Linked DNA regions of Homo sapiens: region 2 is linked to region 1. Evidence: chromatin loops called from intact Hi-C (ENCODE). Cell type or tissue: Calu3. All regions are shown on one strand. Links, peaks and the distances in the headings refer to the core of each region. The heading gives the core; the rest is flanking DNA. Region 1 overlaps UXS1 (UDP-glucuronate decarboxylase 1). Region 2 has its middle 76 kb from the start of UXS1.

Region 1 (2,907 bases), core at 101-2,600:
TGGCAGCTAGGAGCATGAGCCACGACCATCAAAGCAGGCACAGGACAGTGACCAGGCCATCAGAGCGGGCCAGGGTGCATTTTGTCCTGAGCTGGGACAGCACATAGCACAGGCATCACTGAATGCTCAAAATATTTTAGTCCTAGCAAAAAGAAAAGTCTCTGAGGCTATTTTAAATGAATTTTGCACACAATGCCCTTGAGATAATGAGAGCAGAAAGAAGAATGGGTCCTGACTGGTTTCCTTTTACCGCACAACATCTCATTGATATTCCATGTGGTGTGGGGGCTGGAGAAGCCTGGGCGCCACTGGTGAGGCAGCCCGAGGCAGGCACACATAACCGAGGACAGCAAGACTCCCTCAGAAAAGGGCACAGCTGGGTGAGTGGAGGAGGATGGGATAAGAACGCGTCACTATGGAAAGACGGTACTCAATCCAAGGGAGGCCCACAATTTGGTCCCCATACAGAAGTGTGCCATGATAGTTTCCTCCAGGGACATAGTGCCTACGTTAAGTGCTTTGAAATGAACACAGTCCCAAAGCGGGGGCAGCTGCCATTTCCCTGTTAAATCGCTTTTTAGAATATGCATGCCTATTTGGGCCACAAAGTTGGTTATAGTACACTTCTGGGCTTTTGCCCCTTGAGGCAAGATATTAATGGGTGGGGAGGAAAAAACTACTGGCTGTGTAAATGTTTACTCACAGCTTTCTTTTGGAGTAAATGGAAATTCACAAATACTTTCAGCAAAAATCTACAGTGGTTATTTTGATTTCTTTTTAAAATTTTATTTTACTACCAGTTCCATTTCTCCACGGGACTCCTACCCAGGACCCCTACCTAAGGGTCCTGGGTAGGTACAATTTTATGTGGTTGCTTTGGCTGAGGTGGGACTTGGGGGCTGCCCCGACCTGCACAACAGCCACCATCTCACCCTAGTGCCCCTGGGATGGCCCTAAGACAGCAGGAATAACACTTCCTGATTGACAGGCATACTGGGGTATTTGCAATGAAGAGTGAAAATATGTGGGTTCAAAATATAGAACTGGGTTTTACAACAATTCAGGATACCAGAAACTTTCACAGAATTTACAATAGCCACATACTGGTGGATGCACTTTGGCATACACAACTGCTTCTATCCTAACTACTCTGAGAATCCACACTGCCTTCTAAAATTAATCACCAACGGAATGGAACAACAGAACAGTGGGTTTATAAGGGCTGCCAAGAAAGCAATAAAAATCACCACGTGAATCTATTCAAAAAATATATTTTTATCTGCATTTAGTTTCAGCGTGAAATTCAACATAAGAACACTATCTACCTTGTGCCCTCCACAAGGACTATCTCCTCCACCCCGCGAGCCATGTTTGCAATGGGTCAGATTCTGGCATTCACAGGTCTGCTGGATGCAAAAGGCCATCTCTTAACTCCACCTGCGCTGAAATCACCCAAGTCACCCTCAGAGCTGGGCAACTTCACCCACACACCGCTAGGTGGCAGTAAAAGATTAGCACATGAGTCACGATAGTCATGGAGATGAATGCAAATTTTAACTTTTAAACAGAGAACAGCAAGTTTTCCCATCATAAAATTAAAAATTTTTAATCAATATATAGTGTTAGCGTTGTGGAAATGGTTAACATATACAAGACACTGAACTGTCTGTCAAGTTGGCATGACCCCTGCTCCAAAGCACTGCTAAGGCTGGGGCAGGGCAGGACAGTCTTACCTGACGTACTGGAACGCCCTTGTCTGAGACCCGGATCCGTATACCTGGAAGGAAACCAACAGTTAGGCCTCCTGATAAAACCACACCCGTCCTGCGTAGGTGTCCTTGAAACTCCAGGGGACACAGTCCGACCTTGAAACTGATCCCAGGGGGCAGTGATGCTGACTCAAAGCATCTAGCACCACATCCCGCACTCTACTTCGAGACCATGCCTTGACAGTGAGATGGTGGCAGCAATACCTAAAGTGTGCACCTGGTATAGCTGTGTAAAGTTTTCCCTCAAAAGACAGTGCCTGAAGGAATTCGCTTCTGCTGGAGTCTTACGATGTGTCAGGCATCATGTGAGGCTCTGGGGGGCTGTGACCTCAGAGTCCAGCTAGGTGACAGATCTACACACAAACATTAATACATGCATTTAACTGGGGTTCCTCACACTGACTGCCCAACAGCAGAGCTGGGGATGCCGCCCAGGCTGGTTCACAGACTGTTTGGGATGAGGCCGGCATCTCCTGGTATTGTTACAGCTAGCTCCCCAGGAGATTCTAATATAAGGCCAAGGTGGAGAGGCATGCAGGAGACTCTGAAAGTGATGCGGAGGTGGCAGGAGGAGGGTCACATTCCCCTTTGTTTCCACTGCACATTTGCTCCACACTTCCATAGCTTGGCTTGTGTTCTTTGCTCTGCCAGCTGAGACCGTCTTGTCTACTTTCCACCTGGCAGAGTGCTACTCATCCTTTAGGGACAAGCTCTGATGCCACCTCCTGGAGAAGCTTCTCTGGCTCATTGCCCAGGGAAAGCCCTTTGCCAACTGCCCCCAACTGTGAACTCCCCAGAAGGACTGGTGTCCGAACCCCCTTTGCCCTGCTGGAGCCCAGCACGATGTGAGGTGCGATACCAGCATGGGATGAGCATCTGCTGAATGACCTGCGGAGCGCCACGGATCACGCCACTCACTGAGGCGGAGACGGCAACAGAGGTGCTTGGGGAGATCTCCTAAGCGCGGCATCACAGGAACAAGAGTGCCCTCGGGGGTTTTGTTTGCTTGTGTACCTCCCTGTGGTGGAAAGCAGGCAGCTGGGAAGAAGGGACTGCCTTTGGGAACAAGCTTGATTATAACAACCCTGGGGTCTCTTCCCGCCTGACAGCAAAAAAGAGCCCCTGCCAGCAGCTCTGT
Region 2 (2,907 bases), core at 90-2,589, 170 kb after region 1:
AAGCATATAAGATATTTATCATAGGATAACCAAGAAACCTAGGAGTGATTGCATTGGGGGTAATTAAATGAAATGAAAGGCAGAGGAGAGAGGAAAACTTACTTTTCCCTTTAGGACCTTCAAAAGTTTGTTCATGTGTGTATTTACCAGTAGAAAATATGGTCGGGTGCGGTGGCTCACGCCTATAATCCCAGCATTTTGAGAGGCTGAGGCGGGCAGGTCACGAGGTCAGGAGTTTGAGACCAGCCTGGCCAACAAGGTAAAACCCCGTTTCTACTGAAAAACAAAAATTAGCAGGGCGGTAGTGGTGCGGACCTGTAACCCCAGCTACTGGGGAGGCTGAGGCAGGAGAATCGCTTGAGCTTGGGAGGCGGAGGTTGCAGTGAGTCGAGATCGCACCAGTGCACTCCAGCCTGGGCGAGAGAGTGAGACTGTCTTGGAAAAAAAAAAAGTATAAGTTTTTGCTTCCAATAACATTTGGGGGAAACTAAAAGCGTTATTAAACTTTAAACCACATGAAAGAAGAATATGAAATAGTCTCCGCTCAGAGTGAAAATGATGAGTAACTGTTGGTAGACAATACCAGTAAAGACACAGTGAATTGGCAAAAACGGACCCCTAAGCGACGGTGCCCTGAGGAGTCACGGAAGTTCGGGTGAAGAGTGCGGGGCCTGGGCAGGAAGTTCCTGGGAGTGGTTTGAACAAACGGTCCTGCAAGGTCAGCCAGACGGGGAGCGTGCTTCAGGGAGACAGCGAGTTCAGCGCTCGGTGGAGCAGCACCGTCGGCCAGGTGCATGGTCACTGAACAGAGGAGCCCAGGCCCACAGCCAACAGGAACACGGGAAGTGACTGGCCCATGTACTAGAAGTCGTATTTACTCTGTGTCCGTCAACCCGCGCCAGCTGTCAGCTCACGGCTCTCGGCCGCCTTTGGGTGGAGGGAGGGCGTTGCCAGAGCAGCATCATAAAGTACATAGGTCTGCCCACGTCGGGACGCGTGGGTCCGCGTCTGCAGGTTCCTATCGCTCCCCGTTTTCTGAATATTGGGAGATATTCCACACCCTGGTCACACTCCCTAACCCAGCTCGCTCCAGGCGTCCCACGCTCAGCGTTCAGGGTCACCTCCCTGCACCCTGGCCGGCCCCGCCCCACCAAACCACGCCCACCTACCGAACCCACCCCCCACCGAACCAAGCCTGGCGGATCCTGCTTCATCAAACCACGTCCACTCGGTGGCTCCTAACTGGGCCAAAGCCCGCTGCCCCTCCGCACCAGCTGGGGTCCTACTTCTCCATCAGGCTCATTACGCACTTCAGTTTTCTTTCCCTAACATGTTATAAGCACTTTAAGGGCGGAGCCAGTGCCTGTGGGATACTTTCAATATCCCTTGAAGAAATGAATGACATAATTGCCCCTTCCCAATCCTGATCACCCCAAAGATGGGGCCAGCTGTCCTCACTGAGGCCAGGAGACTCTCAGGAATGTGAGTCCTGCTAACCCTTAAAGGGACACTTACAGAGCAAGAGTAGCAACAGTGAGAAGAGGGTGGGGTGTCCCGTCACAGCCCTTAGCACATGTCCGCAGAGCAAAGCTAGGTGGCTCCCAGCCCTCGGGGCAGCAACACAGGCCCGCACCTCCACTGCCACAGCTATGCTCTCAGCTGTTGGTGAAAACTTCCCTGGCACCACTCGGGACCTGGGCCCCTCCGCAAGCACTGCGTTGTAGTGACCATGGTTTTTCCTGTGCCTGTGGTTCCTGTGTGTGTCCCTGTCACTCTCGGTCTCTGCAGCCACCCACACCCTTTGCAGCCTTTAAGTCTCTGCGAGTTGGGGAGCAGAGCCCATCTCCTTTCCTGGGTGGGGAGACCTCAGTGCACACAGCACACACCCAAGTCTGTCGGGGATCAGGGCTGGCACAGACTCACCGGTGGTCAGGCCTTCCCACCTTCCCTCCTTATCCTGGGAAACCTGTACTTCTATCCATTCCAAATCAAAGTGCAACGCTTCTACCTCCCCGCAACACACATAACATACACCACACACCAGCTCCTCTTGTTGACGAGGAAGTGAGACCACTTTTGTATGAGGAAATGTGGTCATTTTTATCCAGATGCCAGGTGTACCCCTGGTCCTAGGTAGAAACTGAGCTCCTTCCAGCCTTAGAGGCTTCTGTGAACTGCCCACACACTTGCACAGCTGGCCTTGCCCTGCCCTGGCAGACAGAGGGACCTTGCCCACCTTCTCCTAAAGCCACCCTTGCCCAGCTCTGACTGGAAGGGGCTCTGAGGCAGCGTCTGTGTTCCCTCACATATCCCGATGTTACAGCAGAGGCTCTCAACCCCATGCCAGCTTTAAAAATCCCCAATGCATTTCTGAAAAGAAAACAAACTGCTTTTCTTTACTCTCACACAATACTGCTGATGCCAAATGTGTATTTTTCCCCTCACATTAAGCAATTCTGACACTAAATATCCGGGGTTAGTGCAGACCCCACAAGCTAAGGGCTCAGTCCTACAAGACTGCCCTCACTTCAGACACCAGTCACAATCCTAAGAGCTACCCACAATCCTAACCAACTGACTGTCAATCACAACCCTCTCCTTGGGTTCCATAATTTGCTAGGATGACTTATAGAACTCAAGAAATCACTTTACTTACTATTGGTGGTTCATTACAAGGAATACAACTGAGGAACAGCCGAATGGAAGAGATGGACACGGCAAGGGTGAGGGGTGGGCACTGCAAAGCTTCCAGGCCCTCTCTGGGTACAACAACCTCCCAGCACCTCAATGTGGTCATCAACCTGGAAATTCCCAAACACCCTTTGTTTGTGGTTTTTTATGGCAGCTTCATTACATAGGGACGATTGATTAGATCATTGACCACAGGTGATTAAGTCAGTCTCCAAT

What was found. Peaks named below come from ENCODE experiments on the same cell type or tissue, not always from the same donor. Only the 100,000 strongest peaks of a DNase experiment are listed, where the experiment ranks them.
Region 2: it touches region 1 in a loop (3-fold over the local background); 6 of 110 quality-filtered maps call a loop at or near these places.

The regions. Positions count from the first base shown.
Region 1 is chr2:106,103,061-106,105,967 of GRCh38, forward strand. UXS1 (UDP-glucuronate decarboxylase 1) reads right to left here. Exons shown (of 15, transcript NM_001253875.2): 11 at 1,734-1,777. Among named protein-coding and RNA genes, the nearest start is that of ECRG4, 39 kb to the left of the region's middle. In Calu3, for the core only: a CTCF peak has its summit at 1,496 (motif pointing right); a DNase peak (open chromatin) is centred at 1,481.
Region 2 is chr2:106,269,052-106,271,958 of GRCh38, forward strand. No RefSeq gene overlaps it. Among named protein-coding and RNA genes, the nearest start is that of UXS1, 76 kb to the left of the region's middle. In Calu3, for the core only: no CTCF peak of the experiment used is centred there; DNase peaks (open chromatin) are centred at 870 and 1,140.